4 separate regions of the Homo sapiens genome follow, and all the other regions are linked to region 4. A link is a contact called in ENCODE Hi-C or POLR2A ChIA-PET data. All regions are on one chromosome and are shown on one strand. The core of a region is the stretch at or near the end of the contact, and the rest is flanking DNA. Distances in the headings are between cores, read along the strand shown.

Region 1 (6,603 bases), core at 2,032-4,531, 1.6 Mb before region 4:
TGATATATCTATAACAAGGTTGATTGTAGTCATATATCGTACTGAATTTTCCAATGCATGCCATTATTTTATAGTTGCATGACTGCCCTATTTTCACTTTTCCATAGTAATTGCCTGCAGCCATACATAGACAACATGAGTTTCCAGTGAATCCAAACTCCTTTTTGTCTACTTAATGGTAGTGCATTCTTTATAAAACCTACTTACCAGACTTTCTAAAAAATAGACTGGTTTGAAGATCAATTCTTGTTGTGTCCCCTGCCTGCCATCTGTTTTAGATATTAGTGAGTCATGAAATGTCTAAAAGCAATAATCTGTGAGAGACAGAGGAAGAGCAGAGGGTCTGGACTGTCAGAAAATGGAATAATATCCTTGGGCTAATCAAGGGTTGTTAGATGTATTATATAATCAAATTATGAAAGGAATAATGATTAAAATCAACAGCGAATCCAAGAAACTTGAAACTAACATACATGCTAGTTTTAGGAGAAACCTTAAAGACATAGCAGATGGGCTTTGGTTACCATTGCTATGGAGGAGTCAATAGAAGTTAGTGGAAGAAACCATACGTGTAGACTAGTTAGTTCAGCCAATTTATGCTGAGCACCAAGTATGCTGCTACTATGGGGATAAAGAAGAGTGAGGCCGGTTCTTTACTCCAGGAAGTTTTCAGTCTTTGGAGGAAAGATATCACACAACTCTCTATGCCAATGACAATAATGGGCTTCGTATGGAGCACTGCTGTGCACTTATCTCCTGCTTGCCTAGGGCTTTATTTACTTATATGATCTTTAGTCCTCTTATCAGTCCTCTAAGGTAGATTTTATTATCGCCAATTTACAGATGAGGAAGCAACGCTTTTTTCCCTTGCATGTTACCATGCTGCCTTTCAGCACAATCTGTTCAATGCCTTGCCAAAGATACAGACTGAAGTCTGCTGGGTGAAGGTCAGATCTTGACTGTGCTATATACCTGTGGAATCTTGAGGAAATTTTAAAATTTGAGCTACAGTCTTCTTATCTATAAAACAGAGATAATATCAACCTTAGCTCTCAGCCTTAATGTCAACATTCTCAGAAAGGCCTCACTGACCACTCTTATTCCCATCTCCTGAATCACTTAATCCCATACGGTGTTTTATCTGAAATAATCTCATGTGTATCTAGTATACTATTGTCTAGTATACTATTGTCAGCCTTCCCACTTGAATGTGAGTTTCATGAGGGCAGGGACCAGGCCTGTTGTAGTCATCCCTCTGTCCCCAGAATATGGTTTCTGGCATAGAGTAAGCATTCAGTAAGTATTTCATGAATGGGCAGTGGTCCAAACAACAATTAACAAGCATAGAAAGGAGAAAATGACCACAGTTATGTTTAATGTTTAATGTCCTTGTGAACCATTCCACTATGTTTCCTTAGAAAGAAAATAAGTCATTGAAAGCTTTGAACTATATTGCTATGGTAGGTTAGATTTTTTTTTTTTTTTTTTAACCATCCTGAAGGTTTGGAAATACTGTAAGTTGAAATTCATCATCCAGGGCATAATGATCCATCTATGACCTCAGCTGGGCTTCAGTAAAAGCAGCAAGTGGGCAAATACCAAGCACAGACACAGAAAATGGAATGCTTTGTTATGTGTAACTATAGGGTATGTTGAGAGAAAATGCATAACCAGAAGTTACTCGAATGTTTGGTGTTCACACTCTTCCACATGCATTAACCACAGAGTGAGTGACACGTCTTACTATGTCTACAAAAGGGACCTCCAGCTGCCACTGACCTGTTGTATGTCTTTGACGTTGTGTATTTCAGGATTCTGAGAAACGAACCCCTCTTCATGTGGCCGCATTTCTGGGAGATGCAGAGATCATTGAACTCCTGATTTTGTCAGGTAAATAACTGCTATACTCAAAAGTCAATTGCAAATAAAAATTTAAATAACCAATTTACTAGATTGACTACTACAGTGAACCCAAGCAAAATTCCTTTGTTATGTTCATGGAAGTTTATGTGATAGGCGATTTTATCATTACACAAAGAAAAATGCAAGAAGTTGTTCTTATTGAAAAATGACTTCTCCAGTAACATTTTTATCTTGCTTTGAAAGTCTGATTCCTGGCTGTCTAGTCAGGCCCAGCATTGTAGATGAATTCAGTACATTTGGATATATTTTGATTTTTTTATTATACAAAAGGAAATAAAACTAGTTTAAAGTCTACATGAACATACACCTATACACACTATGTATAGTGAGTATATATACACACTATGTATAGTGAGTATATATACACACTACATAAACATGCTACATAAACACTATGTATAGCATGTATACACTATATACTCTCTCTCTATATATACATGCTATATAAACACTATGTATAGCATGTATACACTATATATGCTATTATATATGCACACTGTATATATGCCATATATATATGCACACCCTAGATTTATATGCCAACTAAATGTGTTTGTATATTTATATATATTTAAGTTGGGCTGCAAAACAATACTGTTATACTTATGGATACATGACTGTGACTATGTGATGAAAGCATAAAAACATGGAAGGCAAGGAACCATATTGATTTCTGGTTAGTGGTTACCTCTAAGTAGGCAGGTTAAGTAAAAAATGTCTTCAGGGAAGGCTATAAAAGAACTACTACAACTCTCTGTAAAATATTTTATGTTTAAAAATTTAGAAGGGAGTATAGCAAACATTTAAATCTGATTTGTGTTTATACTGGTCTTTGTGATGCTATTGTCTTTATTTTTCAATGTATTTTAAATATTTCATCAGATTTAAAAATGCCAGTGGTTTAATTTTTGGAAACCTGTATGCTCAGTATATCTCACCAAACAGGTTTCCAAAACCATTATATGCTTTCTCCCTTGAGTGTTTACTAGACAAATCCTGGAATGAATTGAGCATGTGCAGATGTCTCACTGTAGATTATTCACAGACAAGCTGTCTTTCTTCTTCCTCTTTTATGTTTGGGAGATTAACATCTAGAGGAAGTGCCACTGCCTACAGACTAGTCAAAAGGCCTATAGTAAGTTTTCGCCTTTGTTTGCAGTAAGGAAAGGGGAACTGTAGCATCTTAAAGTAAGCTCTGCAGAGGTAGGAGCTGAGACATGCATTCAAGCAGATGTGGTGAACACTGTGGACAAGAAACAAGAATTGTGCTGTGATGCATAAGCAACACGGCCCTTATTTTGTTGTGTTCATGTTCTTGAGGTGGGTTTCCCCAGGAAACAAGTGTTCTGTGCCTCAAAACACGTGTGCCCCACGCTCCTGATGGTCACATGGAGCTTAGGTTAGATTTCACATGGCATTTCTTGTGCTTTTGAGAATAGGCCTTTCTTCCAACAAATCTAAAGATGTCCCAGGGCCATGTTCCAAACAAATGTGTATTGTTTGGTGTTGGCACAGACTAAGGGCCAATGCACACCTGGCTGGTTGCCCTGGCAATTGCAATTTGGCCCGTGGAAAATTGTAGGCAGAATCAGTGGAGGTATAAAATAAAGAACTTTGTGGTATGACATCTATTGGTCCCCATCAGCTATACCCGCCTCTTTTTTATTTTGTATTTTATTTTATTTATTTATTTATTTATTTTTGAGACGGAGTCTTGCTCTGTAGCCCAGGCTGGAGTGCAGTGGCGTGATCTCAGCTCACTGCAACCTCTGCCTCTTGGGTTCAAGCGATTCTTCTGCCTCAGCCTTCCGAGTAGCTGGGACCACAGGCGCGTGCCACCACGCCTGGCTAATTTTTTGTATTTTTAGTAGAGATGGGGTTTCACCATGTTAGCCAGGATAGTCTCGATCTCCTGACCTTGTGATCCGCCTGCCTTGGCCTCCCAAAGTGCTGGGATTACAGGTGTGAGCCACCGTGCCCAGCCCACCCACCTCTTAAATGTTGTATTAATAGACCTCTCAGAGTCTCAGAGGAATGTTTCATGAATGTACAAATTCAGAACTTTGTCTTATATGCCAACTTTGTGTTGTTGTTGTTGTTTCTACATCTGAAAGGGGAGATTTTAATTCTGCAGCATGAAGTCAACCAGTCTCTTTTTTTTCTTGTATCTGGGGCCAGTGATTGTTTGACAAACATGGTTTCACATCACCTTCACAAGGGCATAGAATCCACCAGCCTCTCTTCAACTCTGGCTGATTTAGTAGAGCTGGGAGAAGCTGTTGCATATATTTTAATCTATTCACTTGTTTGGTCTTGGAATTTCTGAGCTCTTAATCTCTTTAGCATAATTTTGGTTCAATGTGCTATGGAAAATTTCCTCCTCCCTCTCATCAAATTAAGAAGACTTAGGGCATGGGGAGCATTGGGAAAGTTTTCTTTTTTAGCAATTTTATTTACCTGTGGAAGCTGAGGCAAACTCTTGGAATTCACTTGACTTTTATTTTCCCAAAAAGTCCTTTACTCAATTTATATATTAAGTTCATAATATTGCAAGAGCATGATGATTTTATCTCTGAGCTTGTGTCTGGCAGCTGAGCCTTTAGGGAATCCAACCAAACTGTTTCCTAATTTAATAATGAATGAGGTGCTAATGATTACCATGTTGGACAAATAATTCGGCCTTGCCAGAACAGCCCATTATAGCTGTGTTCTCCATTGTTGTATTAACCTACAGAGCATGGTGTAACCCAAGCTTGCTAAATTCCTGCTGGCATTATCTCCTGTTAGCCAGGTGGATAGAACCCTGAATGCCTCTGAGCAGACAGGGAAGACAAGGTCTTGGCGAAGAATTCAGCCCTTGGAAATTTCACTTTCTTACAACTGCCAGTCCAGGGTCTGGCTTTATTTCCCTCCTGACTCTAGCTTCTGTTTGGGAACTGGTCGAATCTGGATTAAGTCAGAGAGATCAGTGAGAACCAATCAGTGGCTAAGAGTTAAGATACTGGGGTTGAGATATAGAAAGCAGAGTGCACAGAAAAAGGACCACAGTAGAAATATCTTACAAAGGCTAGGTGTGGTGGCTTAAGCCTATAATCCCAACACTTTGGGAGGCTGAGGTGGGAGGATCACTTGAGGTCAGGAGTTCAAGACCAGCCTGGCCAACATGATGAAACCCATCTCTACTAAAATTACAAAAATTAGCTGAATGTGGTGGTGGGTGCCTGTAATCCCAGCTACTCAGGAGGCTGAGGCAGGAGAATCACTTGAGCCTGGGAGGCAGAGGTTGCAGTGAGCTGAGATCGCACCACTGTACTCCAGCCTGGGTGACAGAGTAAGACTCCATCTCCACTATTCACAATAGCAAAGACTTGGAACCAACCCAAATGTCCAACAATGATAGACTGGATTAAGAAAATGTGGCACATATACACCATGGAATACTATGCAGCCATAAAAAATGACGTGTTCATGTCCTTTGTAGGGACATGGATGAAATTGGAAATCATCATTCTCAGTAAACTATTGCAAGAACAAAAAACCAAACACCGCATGTTCTGACTCATAGGTGGGAATTGAACAGTGAGAACACATGGACACAGGAAGGGGAACATCACACTCTGGGGACTGTTGTGGGGTGGGGGGAGGGGGGAGGGATAGCATTAGGAGATATATCTAATGCTAAATGACGAGTTAATGGGTGTCGCACACCAGCATGGCACATGTATACATATGTAACTAACCTGCACATTGTGCACATGTACCCTAAAACTTAAAGTATAATAATAATAAAATAAAAAAATAAATAAAAAATAAAAAAAAGACTCCATCTCAAAAAAAAAAAAAAGATCCTACAGAGAAAACTCTGAGGACAAGTAAGGATTATAGGGTTCTGGGTTGAAAGAAGAAAACTGGAAGTACTCTCTAATGCGGGAGTGTTTGTGAGGCATAACTACTAAGTAAAATTTATTAGAATTTATTTTTTAAATTTTAATTTAATTTACTTTTTTTTTTTTCTTTTTTAAGATGGGGTCTTGCTAGGTTGATCAGGCTGGTCTCGAACTTCTGGCCTCAAGTGATCCTCCCATCTTGGCCTCTTGAAGTGCTGGGATTACAGGCATGAGCCACCACATCTGGCCATAGAATTTATGCAACCCAACAAGTGGTAGTCCTGCAAAATTATTCCCAAAAATTTTCAAAATGTGCTTCTTACTCTCAATGCAAATTATTTCCAGAGCTGGGGGCACATCATTCTTTTGATTCCTTATGCATAACAAATATTCGTCCTTTGAGGATGAATTTGATATTTTTTATCTGGTGAAAGAGGGGTGATTAAACCAGGCAATGCTGATTTTGGCCTACAAATGTGGTGCAATTATAAAGTAATAAGCCATTTTCTGGTGGGTGTGTAAATTGGCCATAAAGGCAACTCCAAGGAGAGTTTGTTAAATGTTTTGAGCAATTGTCACGTTCATGGAATTATCATACCCTCTTCTATGGTAATTGTTTTGAAGCGCTCCTGTGCTGTATGATTTGGTTTGTTAAAAAAATCAATAGCAAGCTGATTTTGTTATATTATAATCATATTTTTATGACTTTTCATGTTTACTTCAACAATTAAAAGCCAAACTTTAGATAAGTTAAGCTTGGGAAGAAATTATTCTCTTTGGCTTGTGAGATTTT
Region 2 (6,258 bases), core at 1,101-3,600, 1.8 Mb before region 4:
GTAGCTGGGACTACAGGCAGCTGCCACCACGCCCGGCTATTTTTTTGTATTTTTAGTAGAGACGGGGTTTCACCGTGTTATCCAGGATGGTCTCGATCTCCTGACCTCGTGATCCGCCCAACTCAGCTTCCCAAAGTGCTGGGATTACAGGCGTGAGCCACTGCGCCCGGCCCCTCTCCTTCCTTTAGATATAATGTGTTGACCGTTATATACAAAGATTATGATGCCACTGTGTCCTAACAGCAAGGAATTATGAATTTAGCATTCCTTTCTGGCCAGGTGGGGTGGCTCATGCCTGTAATCCCAGCACTTTGGGATGCCAAGGCAGGTGGATCACTTGAGGTCAAGAGTTCAAGACCAGCCTGGCCAACATGGTGAAACCCCATCTCTACAAAAAACTACAAAAATTAGTCTTGATGGCCAGGCTTGATGCGGGCTCCTGTAGTGTAGTCTCAGCTACTTGGGAGGCTGAGTCAGGAGAATTGCTTGAATATGGGAGGTGGAGGTTGCAGTGAGCTGAGATTGCACCACTGCACTCCAGCCTGGGTGACAGAGTGAGACCCTGTCTCAACAAAACAAAACAAAACAAAAGGAATTATTTTCTTGTGGACAGTTAGCACTAATTCCTCTATATTTAGAAATTTTTGATTCTTCTGGGGACCAGTGACCAATATTTACAAAATTGTTCAACAGTTTAATGGGTAAGCTAGGAACAGAAAGCAGACCCACAAATTAATAATCAACTATAAACTTGACCCTGGATATAAGTGTACCAGCCACATTTGTGAGAGTTCCTGAGCCAGGTTTCTGTTTTTGTTTCATTTCAGCAGCATAGAAGGTCACCAAACTTCTAAAAGCAACACTTATTAAACTTTTCCTAGGCCCTCAAAGAGCATAAGTGAATAAAGACTTATTCCTAGAGCTTGGGAGTGTGAAGGTTTGGTGAGGGGTGGATTGGAGGGAGATAGTGTGGAGAGGTCCATTGCAAACACAAAATGCGTGGGGTCTCAGGTTGATTTAAAAGATGTATGCAAATGTTACACTCCATGCCATACTATATCTGTTTGCTTATGTAAATATGAAAATACTGCTTCAAGTTACCTACCAAGTTAAGTGACTTAATTCCCCGAATCATTAAATCCAACTGATGCCCAAGGAAGAAGGGCTGTGTTTATTCTTTGACTATCTGAGCCCCTCGTTCACCATTTTCAGCAACTTGGTCTTTTTTACAAAAATTAATTAATTAAATAAATGAACAAATATCAGAAACTTGATCTTAATAACATATATATCTTAATATGTGTGACAAAATTGATATATATTATGTATATGACATATAAATCAATATACAGCACTGGTTGTGTGACCAATTAATAAGCGGAAGTTGTAGCTTGATTACTACATTCCTCATTTCCCACCTTTTGAAACATTCTGGCTTCTCATCCTAGTTCAGAAATAAGATGCAGAATTTGCACTCACTTCAGCAGCACAGGCATTAGTTCTTATACATGATAGGGTGGAAATGTGTCTCTCTTGCTTCTCTCTGCAGAAAATCATCTCATTCCTTGTCACTTTCTCATTATCATAATGCCATACCAATTGTTCAGTCTCCTTCTCTCTCATTTACGTATTTCTTTCCATTTTTCAAAGCATTTTCATATACATTTTATTATATGATTCTCCACGGTATTGAGGACAGGCATCCTTAGCCTCATTTGACTAGTAGTAAACTAAGGTTTGATGAGATTAAATTATTTACTCAAAGTTACATTCATTCAAAAGTATTTGCTCTGTATCTACTATGTGCCAGATACTATACAATGAACTAGAAACATCAAGGTGGATTAAACACAGTCCATGCCCTAAAAGAGGGAGACAGAAAAGTAATCCGGCAATTATAGGATGAAGGGATAAATACAATAATAGGGGTTAAGCAGAGGGCACTAAACATAAACCTTAGGGATACTCCTAATCCAAACTTGGGAGGTGAAGTGAGTAAGGGAAAATTCATGGGGTTAGTGATATCTAAACTGAGATCTGAAGTACAAGATTAACCAGAAGAAAATGATATCGAGGTGGGTAAAAGTATAAACAGGAAACAGCAATATGCAAAGGCTCAGAGAGAGAAGAAATATGCATCGGGGAGCTGCTTTCAGCACAGTGTATAAAGTGTGACACGGAGGCAAGGTTGCCCTGTTTAGGCACACAGATTGTGCACTGCACTACTCCAGCAGTTATCATTCACAGACTAGGCTGGGAATGGCATCCCCCAGAGTTGAGCAATGTGGCTTCTCTGCAAGAAGAATGATGGGTGGGGAATGTGAGGACTCTGAACATCATGCATGCTGAGGTGTTTGTAAACAGGCTGAAGGCAATGGAAAGCCATTGGAGGGGTTGTGGCTTGATTAGGCTTGTCTTTCAGAAGATTGTTCTGCCTGTGGGGTGGAGAATAGATCAGAAGAAACCAATGCTTATCAGCCTTCCAATCAGTAGATAAACATGAGACTGGCCTGGAGTGAGGTCCAGGAAGATCAGAGTTAGGGACAGATTCAAGAGATTTAAAGAACGTGGATTGACAAGACTCGGTAACTGGCAGGATGTGAGAGATGAGAGGGAAACGGAGATACCAAGTGTGAGCCCCAGCATTTGTTCTTAGATCAACACTGGGTCCAGGGTGGTGTCATTTACCGAGGAGGGGGGAACACTGGAGGAGGAAGATTATTAATTTTTGTTTTGGACATGCTGAGTATGAGGTGATTTTGAGACATCCGAGAGAGAAGCAGGCAGCTTGGTGGGACTGGAGGTCGGGAGAAACAATGAGGGTCTAAGACAGAGTGTTGTCAGCATGGACCTGTGTGGAACTGATCAGAGTCATTGTGGTTTCAGGACAGTGGGCTCAGGGGCACCCTGTGGAGTGGCGGAGGAGGTGAGGAAGTGGAGATCAGAAAAAAAGAGACATTTATTTTGAGAAGTTTGGCTGTGAAGGAGAAGAAAGAGGGGCATTTAAATTTTGTGAATTTGGGCCTGGTGCGGTGGGTCATGCCTATAATCCAAGCACTTTGGGAGGCCGAGGTGGGCAGATCACTTGAGGACAGAAATTTGAGACCAGCCTGGCCAACATGGTGAAACCCTGTCTCTACCAAAAATACAAAAATTAGCTGGGCATGGTGGTGCACACCTATAAACCCAGCTACTTGGGAAGCTGAGGCAGGAGAATCACTTGAACCCAGAAGGCGGAGGTTGCAGTGAGCCAAGATTGTACCACTGCACTCCAGCCTGGGCGACAAGAGTGAGACTTCGTCTCAAAAATAAAATAAAATAAAAAAATGTGAATTTGGGCTATCAATTTTCTGCAGGAAGGTTGAGAATGGTTGCTGAGACTCTACAGTGTCCTGGTGAAGTTTAAGGACCATAATTGCATGCTAAAATGCCCAGTCAGGGTTTTTCTCTCTTTTAAAGGAGCTTGGTGCTTCCATCTACATTTCTTTGCAGCTTCTCTTCTTTCCTCCCTCCTTTATCCCTTTGTATTCTATGGTGAATCTTACTTTCTCACCTTCCACTGTTTTATTTTTTCCAGGACAGCTGTCTGAAGAAGTTAAAAATAAATGGAATAACATTTTTAAAACCACAGTAAAATGCAGAAGTTTTAATACAGAACAAACACAATATTCATTTCAGCAATGCCTCAGAGGAGGCACTGTAATAACTTACTTCTTTTTTTTTTTTTTTCTTTTTTGAGGCAGGGTCTGGTTCTGTTGCCCAGGCTGGAGTGCAATGGCATGATCATAGTTCACTGCAGCCTCCACCTATTGGGCTCAAACCATCCTCCCACCTCAGCCTCCCAAGTAGCTGGGACTGCACCAAGCCCTGCTAAGTTTTGTATTTTTGGTAAAGATGGAGTCTCACCATGTTGCCCAGGCTGGTCTCAAGTTCCTGAGCTCAAGTGATCCTCCCACCTTAGCCTCCCAAAGTGCTGGGATTACAAATGTGAGCCACTGTGCCTGGCTAACTTACTCCTTCTACTTGTTCTATTTCTCAATTGTTTTTTCTGTTGTTGGTTTTTATACTTTCTGTAGGAGGTGAGATTACAAGTAGGCATTCACAGAAAAACTTAGTATATATTGAATAGAATTGCCAGCTAATATTGCCTCCAATTGCATGCTTTTAAAATCAAGCAGTTTGTCATTATTTATCGAATTCATGCAAAGAAGTGTAAGGCATGTCTAGTACCCATTAGAAGTTTATAATGAGAAAAACAACACATATAAAAAACAAAGCATGTGAAATTATGGAAGGCTAACACCCATAAAACAAAGAGAATAGATGATCAATAGCAAATAAAACAATGAAATATTTAATCGAATGATACTGTTTATAAGTTTGTTAGCAGGTCAAGGAAAATAAGGATCAAGAGCCAAGGAAGGCATTCCCTGGGATAAAGATAATAAATTTCAACAAATCAACACTAAAAGTAACTTTATAATATTGATTTAAAAAACCGTATTTCTTCAATTCTAAGGTGTCATCTTTTCACATTTTAATATCATAGATATAATAGCTAACATTCATCTTGCACTTACTTTGTACCAGGTTCTGTTACATGCGCTTTACATGTGCTGACTCACAGAGTATGGTGTATTTCATCTTGCATTTACTTTGTACCAGGTTCCGTTATGTGTGCTTTACATGTGCTGGCTCATAGAATATGGGATATTTCATGGAGTGAAAAATTTCATCTTCTGCTCTCTGAAAAGTTGTTTTTAAACCAATTTTACAAACTTAAACTCCATGACTGTTTAGAATCCAGGAACCATTGTAGGTGCAGAAATAAACAGTGCTTACAGATATACGTTAATAAAAATTACATTGAGGAAATGTTCTAATTTCCTTAGCCTAGATTGATAGGCCCTTGGTTTTGTTTTGTGAAGGTCATTTGATACCCCTAAGACATCTGTGGATCTTCTGTAACTTAGCCATTCAGTCAAGGGGCACAATATTTCAAAATAGAAAAGTCTCCGTGTGAAGAGAGTGCAGAGCCTCATCAGGATTTAACCTCATGCAGCAATCATCATTATCTGCCTCTACTTGTGGTTTGCACCCAGGTCAGGGAGATGGCTCTGATTTATTTACAAACAGGATGAACTATCTAAGCCACTAGTGTGAAGCCAAAATATATAATTATATTGGGTTGGGTTCTCCAGGCAACAGTCTCTGAGATGGAGAATTGTATGCAGGTTATTTACTGGGGAATGTTTTCAGGCACAACCCTGGTGGGGATGAGGAGAGCAGGACTGGGTAGAAGGAGAAGTTGATCTGTGATGCATTTGCAGCACAGGCCCCAGCAGATCCCAGAGGGAGTGTTGGAGCTAAGATGTGCTTTCGGAGATGTCCTTAGTTGAGGCAAAAGGGGCTGGGCCTTTGTACTCTCAAATTCACTGGATATGAATAGTTTCAAGGGAGGGACTGTAATGAGGTGAGGTGGTTGCTTCTGACTGAGGGTAATTCCTGAAGGAAGAATCAGCTTCAAGCTATCAGCAGGCAACACTCTCTGCAGTTGGGGGCATAAAGCCTTTGGTCCTGAATGTGGGAACTGGGTGGCACACTACAGCATCCACGACAGTGAAATACTGTGTATTCATAAGTTTATATGTTGATATGGTTTGGGTGTGTCCCCACCAAAATCTCATCTTAAATTGTAGCTCTTATAATTTCCTCTTATCGTGGGAGGGACCTGGTGGGAGGTAATTCAATCATGGGGGTGGGTCTTTCCCATGCTGTTCTCATGATAGTGGATAATATGTCTCATGAGAGCTGATGGTTTTATAAAGGGGAGTTGCCCTACACAAGCTCTCTTCCCTGCCACCATGTAAAACATGACTTTGCTCCTCTTTTGTCTTCTGCCATGATTGTGAGGACTCCCCAGCCATGTGGAACTGTGAGTCAATTAAATCTCTTTTCTTTATAAACTACCCAGTCACGGGCAGTCCTTTATAGCAGCATGAGAATGGACTAATACATATGTTTTATATAAACATATAAAATACAAACACAGATATACAGATATACACACACATTTACGTGCACATTTATATTTATAAAATTTAAAAAAGCATACATCAAGTAAATAAAACAACCATAGCGAAATGTGATATGGTATATTGGGTAGATTTAGTAAAGTCATAGGCTATGGTCACTACAGTACACAGTTCTCGGCCTTGCTCTTTAGGGAATGTTTTTGAAATTTGAGAGAACATATTT
Region 3 (5,763 bases), core at 1,466-3,965, 1.5 Mb after region 4:
GACTCAATCAAGGTAGTTTTTAAAGAAATTATTATGAGGTTTAGCCATTATGGCTTAAAAAAAGACAGTAAGTTAAAAGCATAACATATTAGCTCAATTTTGGATATGTTGTCTTTTTATCTTCTGGGAGTTTCTGATAGAAGTGTCCTGGTGGGAGTAAGAACTTCTGATCTGTACTTCATAGAAACTGATCATCTGTCATTCATAGATTTGGATAGATTCAAAACGGTGTGTTATCAAACTCATACGAATAGATAAAATTACCTGTGAAGAATGATTTAGTGTGAGGAAATCCTGCTACAACCTGCTAACGCCAATGCAGACATGACTGAGCAACCTAATTCCAAGACAGGGACATCATATACTCAGCAGAAGCACCTCAATGCCATAATATCAAAACACGCACCTAATGTGCACAGCTGACTACCTCCAATCAGCACAGTGTTTAATCAACAGGCAAACACAGGAATCAACAGCTAACCAACAACATTCCAGGTAGTCCCAGGTCTTTCAGCTTTAAAGGATTTATCTGATGTGTCCTCCCCTGAAATGTATGTCAGAGACTAACTCTGAACTTCATCATTCTGTATTCAACCTTTGGCATCTGGAAGTGTATATATATATATACACACACACACATACATATATATACACATATATATGTGTATATACACAACACATATATATGTATATATACACATATATATGTGTATATATACACATATATATGTATATATACACATATATGTATATATACACATATATATGTGTATATATACATATATATATTTAAACAATGAAATGAAGATAGAACTCTGATACTCATTTAAGACGAAAAATCGAGTATAAGTGGCCAATGGAGTCAGAGATACAAAGAAAATGAGAAGCATGGTAAAAATACTTTTCAAGGATGGATGTAGTTCATTATCAAATGTGAAATTCTGGAAAATCTCAGTGGCTACAACACTAAGGTGCTAATTAGTGAAACTGAATTAACCTTGCATCAGATTAAATAGTGAACACCAAGTTGCCAAATTGTGACAATTAGTGTTGGTAATTATTTAAGAATGATAGAGGCCTGTGCGGTGGCTCACGCCTGTAATCCCAGCACTTTGGGAGGCCAAGGCGGGCGGATCATGAAGTCAGGAGATCGAGACCATCCTGGCTAACACGGTGAAACCCCATCTTTACTAAAAATACAAAAAAAAAAAAAAAAAAAAAAAAAAAAAAAAAAAAAAACAGTAGCCGGGCGTGGTGGTGCGTGCCTGTAAACCCAGCTGCTCCTGACGCTAAGGCAGGAGAATCGCTTGGACCCGGGAGGCGGAGGTTGCAGTGAACCCGAGATTGTGCCACTGCACTCCAGCCTGGGTGGCAGAGTGAGACTCCGTCTCAAAAATAAAATAAAAAAAATGATAGAAAGAAAAGGTTGATAACTAGAGAGGCTTGAGAAGGTTGTGTGAAAACAAGTGAAAATATAGCCAGAGAAAAAGGTAAGGACATCATATCAGATACATGATAATACCAATGAAAATTAGAGACAAAAGCAAAATACTAGCTGCTAAATGTACAACTGGCTGCTGGCTATCTAACCAAATTCTGACTGTGATAGGTGTGCCTGACATTTTTGACAGGTAAATATTTTTTATAGGACCTCCAGTTTTCAGTTGAAAAATAGTATCTTACATGAAGTGCATAATTAAAGGGAATATATTAGACTAATATATTTTTAATTTTTTTTTTAGAGACAGGGTCTCACTCTTTCACCCAGGCTGGAAGTGGTATGGTCATAGCTCACTGTAGCCTCAAATTCCTGGGCTCAAGCAATCCTCCTGCCTTGGCCCGCCAAAGCATTGGGATTATGGGCATGAACCACTGTTCCCAGCTCTAGGTTAGTATTATTGGTGCTAGTAGCTAGATAATTCTAAAAGTGAAACTCCTTACCTTTATTTTTAGTGTTTTTAAATATGGATAGAAACAAAAAGTAGGAGGAAATGAAAGAGAAGCAGATAAACCTTTTTTTGTCCTAGCATGTAGACTCCTTTGCATTTCTTGTTTTTCAATGAGAAAATAAAAATTTTTACCTCTTAATCTTAGCTTTGCCCTTTTAGGTTACTTGTCTGTTATCTCATAATTTATCTTTTACTATTAAATATTTATAATTAATGTACCCCAAATAGTTATATTGCCCACGGTCTAAAACAAAACAAAACAAGTTTGCTTCTAACCAAGGTTGTAGTTTTGTAAATCTTAGCTCTAGGAATAAAACTTTTAGAGAGCATATGCCAATTATGTGTATTGTGTAAAGTTTTAACAGTATATAAAGTTGTTTTGTCCTAAAGTCAATGGCATTAATAAGAGATAATTTATTCAGATAACTCTGTGAGAAAATCTCAAAATATTTCCAAGCAAGTCTGACTCAACAAATCAAACATGAGTTTCCTATAGGCTGAAAATCCTACCAGATACAACCTATACTTTTAAAAATGAAGCCTGTTATTTGGCTTCTTTTTGTTGAACTACAGGGAACTACATAGGTTTGTTGTTACATGATGAGAAAGGATTTATTGTGAAACACTTTGAGTGCTGTAAGATAAAATGCTCTATTAGGCTACATATACACAATCCTGCCACTTCCCCTTTTATTAAAGACCATTTTGACAGCCCAGTCAGGACTTTCTGAGGTTTAGAGAAGTGAAAAATGCTCTTCAGTGTGCCTTCACTCACAGAGGGCACAGACATCAGGCACCACATTTGACCAAATACACTCTCAGGATTGCCAGCTATCTACAGCAAAAACTGGTAACTACTTTCTTCAGCTTGCAGAGAGAACTTTTTAGAGTGAAAGTACCAGGTGTAGGCTTTTTCTGTACAAACATATTAAAATTTATATCAATGCATGTCCAGAGATATTTCCTAAATAATCTCTTTCAATTATCATTTATGAAACATGTAATGACCATTTACTATATGCAGGTCATTGTGCTAAGCACTTTATGTACATTATTTTATGTAACTCTTACATCATCCATGTAAGAAATCAACTCCAAATATAGATGAAAATATGCCAGATGAAGCAATCTGTCTTGTGGAGTCATTACTTAGAATTCAGGCCAGGCATACTTCAAAGCAACAAAGCTGTAGCAGCCTCAAGCAAGTGTGATCATGAGAAATTTAGAAATATTTAGTTTTTAATACATTGAGTTAAGAAAATTGATTTTAAAAAGTTCATTATCAGTCTTCAGCTTTTGTTTGGTGTTAGGAAAGCAATATAGAGCAATAGTTGATCCAAAACAGTTCACTTAAAGTGAGTTAGGTCTATATTTAAAAACATCTGTCAAATGTGGGTCCCTGGTTCTGATGTAGCAAACCCGCCCTGCCCTCAGTGGTAAGTGGAATGAAAGCCATTTCTGAGGCGGGGAGGGTGGAAAGGCTATAAATACATGATGCCACAATCACATCCTTCTTGTTCAAATGATGCTATGAGACCCCATTCAAGTCTTTGCATTCTTCTTCAAACAAGCTACTGGATTTAAAGGCCCAAGAAAAGCCTGATCATAAATTCAGAACTGTCCCTCCCAGCACAACTTCAGCCAGCCATCTGCACCCTCAGAGAGGATGCCAAAACTGTCAGTGCCATCTTGAGATCAATATGGTCCTTGTTCCTGGGATGCTACAGGTGGTTAGTGCTACTACCCTCTGCTTGTTCTGCTGCACCCCTGGTAATAAGTCACTGCTTTGGAGCTTGAATATTTGGGTTGTTTAATTTCTATTTTCTTAGCTGAGTGGTTGGTGGGGCGCATAAGAGTTGGGCAAGAACATGCTGCAGTGATTAGGCATGACCCTTTCCATGATCGCATTGGTTCCAGCAGGGAATCTATGGGCCAGTGGCCTATCTCACAGAAACTAAGACCACAGTCTTGAAACCACTGTGAAATTTGTTAAAATCCTAGTTTCCATTTCTGTGCTTATGACCAAGCCCCAAGTGGGGTGAGGTCTTAGAATCTAAGACAACCTCTAGTTGCTAAAGGTCCCACGTTACTTGTCTATAAAGTTGGGAATTGTTCTAAGATAAAGACAATATTGTCTCTTTATCTCACAAGCTTAAGAACACTCTCTTTTTTCTGTAGCCAGCTTAGCACAACCCAGCAAAAATAGGAAGCACTGGATAAATCCTGTTGGATAACTGCAAATTGCTGAACAAATGAGTCGATAACTGTATTTATCATGTCTCTTTGGATTCATTTTTTAATTTTTTCAAAATCCAAATTGATCTTTCACAGAAAATATGTACTCATGAACCATTTCAAAGCATGCAGTATTTCATAAATTCTTTTCTATAAGTTTACTGCTATTATTTTCACTTTGCATTGCCATTTTCTCACTTTATAAATTATTGCGTTGTCCAATACAGTTTCAGAGAGAGAAAAAAGAATTATGTATATGGCTATAATTTATATATAAATTTGATTTAAAATCCATCACCTTTATTTGCTTTAATATTTGAGTAATTGAAATACTCAATATAATCCTCAGACTAGGGAAGAACAGATTTTTCTAAGGGCAAATACTTTGTCAAAATCCACATAAAAAAACACACTCCCAAGAAGTAAGAACCAATGCTAGTAATTTTCAGATGCACAGGTAATTTACACAGTGCTGAGATCTGAGCAAAATTTGCTGAACAAGGGCGGTATTCCTGAATATACTGTCAGTCTATGTAATACATAAGATACAATAGTGTCACATGATGGCTACTTCATGAGAGACCCATGTGAAAGCTTTGCCAAAAGGAGAAATGATTTTGTTATGTAAGTGCATGACCCTGGTAGAAGGAACATGATTTTTAAGCCAGCCATATAGAAACCTTAGAGCGATTAATAAATCCTCTCTAGCCTCATTCTTCCCCTCTCTTTGTTCCAAGTTTTACCTCTTAAACTTGGATTTATTCATTTCTGTCATGGCTACCATATGTAGGAATATTGTTGTCAGGTAATATTATATCAGGCTACAGCTATTAGAATACTGTATGCAGTTAGAATTCTCTTTCAGAACCAGGAATGTATGCAAACTTTTAAAACATCAAGGTCCTTATTGGGATCTGTTTCCCTGTGGCTATTCAGAACATGTTAATTTTTTTTTTTTTTTTTTTTTTTTTTGAGACAGAGTTTCGCTCTGTCGCCCAGGCTGGAGTGCAGTGGTGTGATCTCGGCTCACTGCAAGCTCCGCCTCCTGGGTTCACGCCATTCTCCTGCCTCAGCCTCCAGAGTAGCTGTGTCTACAGGTGCCCACCACCACGCCTGGCTAATTTTCTTGTATTTTTAGTAGAGACGGGGTTTCACCATGTTAGCCAGGATGGTCTTGATCTCCTGACCTCGTGATCCGCGCGCCTCGGCCTCCCAAAGTGAGAACATGTTAATCTTAATGTTATGCTATGAAGTAATTAGATAGGAATTATAGAAAGATAAGAACAAGTTGTGAAATAGCCTCCATGAAAAATGACTAAATATTTGGAAATTTTGTGTTTTGTGAGAAAGTATATATTTGGGAACATTTTGGGTTTCTTTTGTAAAAAATATTTTTATATAAAATAAAAGGCTTTGTATAAAAATATTGTTTAAAATAAAAATATCAGAAATCAACTATTTTCAGAAAAAAAATAGTCATAATAGATATAGATTTCCAAAATGTAGTCTGTAGATAATAATGAAATCTTTAAAAGTGAATGAAAACAGACATTCAGAGGTTTCAGTAAAATCTGTAAGC
Region 4 (5,712 bases), core at 1,892-4,391:
AGCAATCTGTATTTTAACAATCCTTAAAGCTTGAGAAACACTTCTGTTTAGGAATACTTTAAGTGTGGGACTAAGTACCATGAAATATCTTGCCTTGCTTTTGTGTTATCTCTGATCTTATAATGAAAGTATATTTACTCAATATATTTACACACTTCTGAGTGATTATTTTGAAAAGTCAGCTTCCTAGGCTGCTTGCATCAGAATCACATGGAAGATGTGTTAGAATCCAGATTCCCTGATCTCTCTGAAAGCAGGGCCTGGAAATCGGCATGTGAAACACATATCCTAACACATTTTCACATACACAGATGTTCCCGCTCCAGCGCTGTGGAGTTATTGAGACAGGTTCTTATTCTATCTTCTTATATTTTTGTTTTGGCATTTTCTTATTGTCTCTGCTGTTTCTCTGCCATCATCACTGTTATCCTTGGGAAAGAGCAGGCGATGTTGACTGATAGTGGTGGAACTGGGGAAGGTGATAATACAAGTAATACAATTTTTGCGAATTTGTTTTATCTACTTAAAACGGCTCTCTCCAGACCAATTTGCATGAAAAACAGGAAGCTGACTAAATTGAAAGAAAATGCTAAATCTTCAGGTTGCACCTTCATATCAAGAAAAATTCTATTAGGTACACACACAAGTAGGTAAAAACAGCAGGAGGCTAGTGAGGAGGTTGTGCAGTGGCCTCCCACACCTCCCACACATCTGCTTCTGCTTTTGTGCTGTACTCTCGGAGAGCTCCTACTGACCCAAATACCAATCCGGTGGACTCTTAATGTCTTTTTTTTTTTTTTTTTTTTTTTTTTTTTGAGACAGGGTGTCACTCTGTTGCCCAGGCTGGAGTGCAGTGGCCAGATCTCCGCTCACTGCAACCTCCACCTCCTGGGTTTAAGCAGTTCTCGTGCCTCAGCTTCCCGAGTAGCTGGGATTACAGGCACACTCCACCATGCCTGGCTAATTTTTGTACTTTTAGTAGAGTCAGGGCTTCACCATGTTGGCCAGGCTGGTCTTGAACTCCTGACCTCAAGTGATTTGCCTGCCTTGCCTCTCAAAGTTCTGGGATTACAGGCGTGAGCCACCGCACCCAGCAAGATCCAACTTTTGAACCAACACTTCATCTTGAGATTCTTACATTCCTTGCTGGTTTTAATTTCTTTCGTCCTTTAGCACCTTTCCAGCCTTTCTTATAGCCCCCTTCTCTTTGTCCACTGCTTGTATACTGCTTTTCATTGCGCTTTTTTCCTTGGCTGTCTTTCTCACCAATCTTTTTCTGTCTCTGCCTCTCTCTTTTCCCATGTCCCCATTTTCTCTCTTCACAGATTATTGAATATTTACTATGGGTCAGGCACACTTCTAAGTACATTACATAAAATAACTCAGTTAATTTTCACAACCTCATAATTGCAGGAACTGAAACAGAGAAGTTAATTTGCCTAAGATCACATGGCTAGCTAGTAATGGAGCTATGATCCAGACGCTAGCATTTTGGCTCCAGAGCCTATGCTCTTAATCATTACATACCTTCTTTTCTTAGTCTACAAGCCCATTTGACTGAGCTTATCCATTTTTTTTTTTTAGCTTCAACTTCTAACTATAAGCTCATTTGATATCTCTAATTCCAATCATGCCTGTCATCTGAGTTCGTCATCCCTGATGCTCACTGGACAACTTTACTAGTATTTCCCCATAGGGTATTAAACAGTTGATATTCCCACAACTGAACTCACTGTCTTTCTTGCCTTTAGCTTACAGTGTCTCCATTCTCCTTGTCACCAATGCAAGAAAACTGGGAGCCATCCTACAGTTATTTTGTCCAGTGTACTCTACCTCCTGATCATTTTTGTTTCATTTCTGTTCCTTTCTCTTCTTCCCTTCTGCCACCACAACTACACTTTGGGATTATAGTAAATATTTTTCTCATTCTTTTGAGCAAAGGATTAGTTTTTACCTTATGATATTGTGAGTCTTAACTGATGAGGTTCTCTTCTTTGAATTACCTACTCTGATGCATGGAGTCACATGTGAAAGCTACCTATTAAAAAAAAACTATAGAAACCTGGCTGGATATGGTGGCTCACACCTGTAATCCTAGCACTTTGGGAGGCTGAGGTGGGCAGACCACTTGAGCTCAGGAGTTTAAAACCAGCCTGAGCAACATGGCAAAACCCAGTCTCTACAAAAAAAAAAAAAAAAAAAAAAAAAATTAGCTGGGCTTCGTGTCGCACACCTATAGTCTCAGAAACTTACTTGGGAGGCTGAGGTGGCAGGAACGCTTGAGCTCGGGAGGTCAAGGCTGCAGTGAGCTGAGATCTTGCCACTGCACTCCAGCCTGGGCGACTGAGTGAGACCCTGTCTCAAAAACAAGAAAAAAAAAATAGAAACGTATGCAATAATTTTCTGAACAAAGTTCTCTCTTGCTACTATCGTATTCCCTTAGGCTCATTTTAAAAAACTTGCTTTCAATTCTATTTTATATTACTCTACCCACAATAAACTACTTGCAGTTCCCTCAAATTTGCCAATGTGTGTGTGAGTGTGTATGTGTGTGTACATACCTGGACCATTGCCCATGCTGGAATGCCCTTTCTCGCCTCGCCTACTTGACAAATATCTATATTTTCCAAATCTCAATTCAAGATCATTTTATTCTTGAAATTATTAATGATACCTAACTTATGCCACCTCAATATGCCACGTACACTTTTTAATTTTTAACACCTATTGCCCTGATTTGCTTAAATATTTCTGTCCCTTCTGAAGTGTAATTTCTGTGAGATCAGAGACTGTATCTCATCTTTCCATTTTCAGTGGCCTAATAAAGCTGCATCTTTAGAAGTGGCTCATGGAATGATTCTACAAATAATAACTGTCATCCTTATGGAGCAGGTACCAGATGACAATAAACAGGCCAAACTGCAATGACATCTCAGCAAAGCCCACATATACCACTTATATATTTGGGAGATTTTCATAGTTTTGAAATGCTTTTGAATCTTTTTAAAGCCCTGTTTCTCTGCAATAGTAATAATAATAAAAAAAAAACTCTCAAAACAAGTATGCGTTACATGCTGGTTCCAAGAAGGAGGGAAGCTGGGGCAAACCACATCCTGCTTTCAAAGGAACCAACAAAGACCATGAGTAAAGCATGAGCTGAGGCTGATGAAGTGCACCTGTCCTGTGACAGTTCATGAGCAGTCAGCCTCTCATGAAAGTGGCAAGTTCTCTGTATTTTTACATAGCCAAGTCAGGCATTTCTAGGCTCATCTGTGGGACGAGGACACAATAGAGCAGGAAATGGCTTTGATGCTCCCAGTTTTAGTTTCCTAGGGCTGCTGTAACAAGACACCACAAACTGGGTTGCTTAAACATCTGTATTTGTTTCACGGTTGTGGAGGCTGGGAGTCTAAAATCAGCGTTGGTAGGGTTGGTTCCTTTTGGAGGCCCTAAGGGAGAAACTGACCTGGGCCGCTCCCCTAGCTTCTGGTGCTTGCTGACATTTTTGGCATTGCTTGGCTTGCAGCTGCAACCCTCCAATCTCTGTCTCCATCATCAAATGGCCCTGTCTCTGTGTATGTCTAAATTTTCCCCTTGTTTAAACTTTTAATTTTAGGTTTGTGGGGTACATGGGAAGGTTTGTTACATAGGTAAACCAATGTCATGGGAGTTTGTTGTATGCATTATTTTATCATCCAAGTGTTAGGCCAAGTACCCAATAGTTACCTTTTCTGCTTCTTTCCCTCCTGATGCCCTCCCCACTTAAGTAGGTCCCAGTGTCTTTTGTTTCCTTCTTTGTGTTCGTAGTTCTTATCATTTAGCTCCTACTTATAAGTGAGAACATATTGTATTTGGTTTTCTGTTCCTCCATTAGTTTGCTAAGGATAATAGTCTCCAGCTCCATCCATGTTCCCGCAAAAGACATGATCTTGTTCTTTTTTTATAGCTGCATAGTATTCCCTGGTATATAAGTATCACATTCTCTTTATCCAATCTGTCATTGATGGTCATTTGGGTTGATTCTATATCTTTGCTATTGTGAATAGTGCTGCAATAAACATTTGCATGTGTGTGTCTTTATGGTAGAATGATTTATATTCTTCTGGATATATATGGGATTGCTGGGTAGAATGGTAGTTCTGCTTTTAGCTCTTTGAGGAATTGCCATGCTGCTTTTCACAAGGGTTGAACGAATTTACACTCCTACCAGTAGTGTATACTGATTGTCAGAATGTTCATACCTCTTTCCGTAAATATACTCTAATGCAGTATAACCTCATCTTAACTTGATTATATCACCGAGGCTCTTATTTGTTTCCAAATAAGGTCCCATTTGTAGGTTTTAGGGGTTCAGACTTGAGCAAATCTTTTTGGGGATACTGTTCAACCCACAATGCCCCACCACACTTTAAATCTCCTTGGACCACAAGGTCAGCATATAGGCTTTTCCACTGCTTTGTTGGAGGTGGTGGTGAGAGTGGCAAAAGGTGACCATGACCTGAGAATCTTGGGGTTCTGGGTCATGAGTCATCTCCCCATCTACCTGCTTTTAGATGGATGAGGCTAAAAAGCATTATTTATTTACTTTTATTGTTTAAGGTTTCTGAAAATATATTTGAAGTAAACACATATTTTGAATGTAATAATTTAAATTATTCTAAATCATATGTTTGCTATATAAAGCATTAGAATCAAAAGTTTATATCCTTTTTAGTTTTTTTTGTTTCTTTTCTTTTCATTTTTTTTTTTTTTTTTAGAGATGGTTTCTTGCTATATTGCCAAGGCTGGTCTCAAACTCCTGAACTCAAGTGATCCTCCTGCCTTTGTCTCCTAAGTAGCTGAGATTACAGGTGTGAGCCTCCATGCTTGCCTCCTTTTTAGATTTTTAAATTATTTATTTATTTATTTAGTAGAGATGGGATTTCACTATGTTGGCCAGGCTGGTCTCAAACTCCTGACCTCAAGTGATCTGCCCGCCTTGGCCTCCCAAAGTGCTGGAATTACAGTCATGAGCCACTACACCTGGCCTGATTTTTAAAGAATTTAAATGATGTCTCAAATAATTTAACCACTAGAAAATTAAATCAATGTGCCAAAAATCATATTTCAAAAAATAATAAAAATAAAGGAGAAAATGCAATAGATAAACTGAAGAATTAGAAAATAATAGAGCAAGAGGGCTCTTAAAGATTTTTGTTTAGGTCAATAAATCCTGCCTTCCTCAGTGTGTAAAGTGAGACCCATTTAAACATTTTTTTCCAAAGTTACCCAGCTAATTAGTGGGCACAATTTAGACTATATTTCAAGTTTTTTTTTTTTTTTTAGATGGAGTTTTGTTCTTGTTGCCTAGGCTGGAGTGCAATGGTGAGATCTCAGCTCACTGCAACCTCTGCCTCCTGGGTTCAAGTGATTCCCTTGCCTCAGCCTGCCAAGTAGCTGGGATTACAGGCGCACATCACCATGCCCGGTTAATTTTTTGTATTTTTAGTAGAGACGGGGTTTCACCATGGCCCGGCTGGTCTTGAGCTCCTGACCTCAGGTGATCCGCCTACCTTGGACTCTCAGAGTGCTGGGATTACAGGTGTGAGCCACTGTGCCCGGCCTATGTTTCAAGTTTTTAAACTTCTATGTTGTTATTCTTTTCACTATATCACAGTACATTTTGGTCTTTACTATTAGACATTCTGATGGATCATGTCAAGGTTTTTTCTT

Evidence for each region. Hi-C counts contacts between places; a loop is a spot of excess contacts on that map. ChIA-PET counts read pairs that join two places held with the same protein, here RNA polymerase II (POLR2A). Pooled maps may share reads with other maps.
Region 1: a loop to region 4 is called in a map with no recorded cell type, with 9 times the contacts of the local background. The contact joins two enhancer-like sites. A Hi-C loop is called at or near these places in 1 of 37 single-sample maps with no recorded cell type and 2 of 50 pooled maps. POLR2A ChIA-PET finds 5 or more read pairs at or near these places in 1 of 52 experiments (activated B cell).
Region 2: a loop to region 4 is called in a pooled map, with 5 times the contacts of the local background. The contact joins two enhancer-like sites. A Hi-C loop is called at or near these places in 1 of 50 pooled maps. POLR2A ChIA-PET finds 5 or more read pairs at or near these places in 2 of 52 experiments (OCI-LY7 and activated naive CD4-positive, alpha-beta T cell).
Region 3: a loop to region 4 is called in a map of OCI-LY7, with 6 times the contacts of the local background. The contact joins two enhancer-like sites. A Hi-C loop is called at or near these places in 1 of 168 maps with a recorded cell type or tissue (OCI-LY7), 1 of 37 single-sample maps with no recorded cell type and 4 of 50 pooled maps.

What each region holds. Positions count from the first base shown.
Region 1 is chr2:197,142,314-197,148,916 of GRCh38, reverse strand. ANKRD44 (ankyrin repeat domain 44) reads left to right here. Exons shown (of 28, transcript NM_001195144.2): 3 at 1,812-1,890. Among named protein-coding and RNA genes, the nearest start is that of ANKRD44-AS1, 52 kb to the left of the region's middle. RefSeq lists an enhancer at 3,150-3,309. Within about 2 kb of position 3,281, at least 8 of the 41 ENCODE cell types and tissues checked have a DNase peak (open chromatin) inside an H3K27ac peak, as active enhancers do.
Region 2 is chr2:197,319,528-197,325,785 of GRCh38, reverse strand. No RefSeq gene overlaps it. Among named protein-coding and RNA genes, the nearest start is that of ANKRD44-DT, 12 kb to the right of the region's middle. Within about 2 kb of position 2,350, at least 3 of the 41 ENCODE cell types and tissues checked have a DNase peak (open chromatin) inside an H3K27ac peak, as active enhancers do.
Region 3 is chr2:194,101,768-194,107,530 of GRCh38, reverse strand. No RefSeq gene overlaps it. Among named protein-coding and RNA genes, the nearest start is that of LINC01821, 240 kb to the left of the region's middle. Within about 2 kb of position 2,715, at least 3 of the 41 ENCODE cell types and tissues checked have a DNase peak (open chromatin) inside an H3K27ac peak, as active enhancers do; they include OCI-LY7, where a contact is called at or near this core.
Region 4 is chr2:195,557,225-195,562,936 of GRCh38, reverse strand. No RefSeq gene overlaps it. Among named protein-coding and RNA genes, the nearest start is that of LINC01827, 14 kb to the left of the region's middle. RefSeq lists an enhancer at 3,277-3,326. Within about 2 kb of position 3,141, at least 13 of the 41 ENCODE cell types and tissues checked have a DNase peak (open chromatin) inside an H3K27ac peak, as active enhancers do; they include OCI-LY7, where a contact is called at or near this core.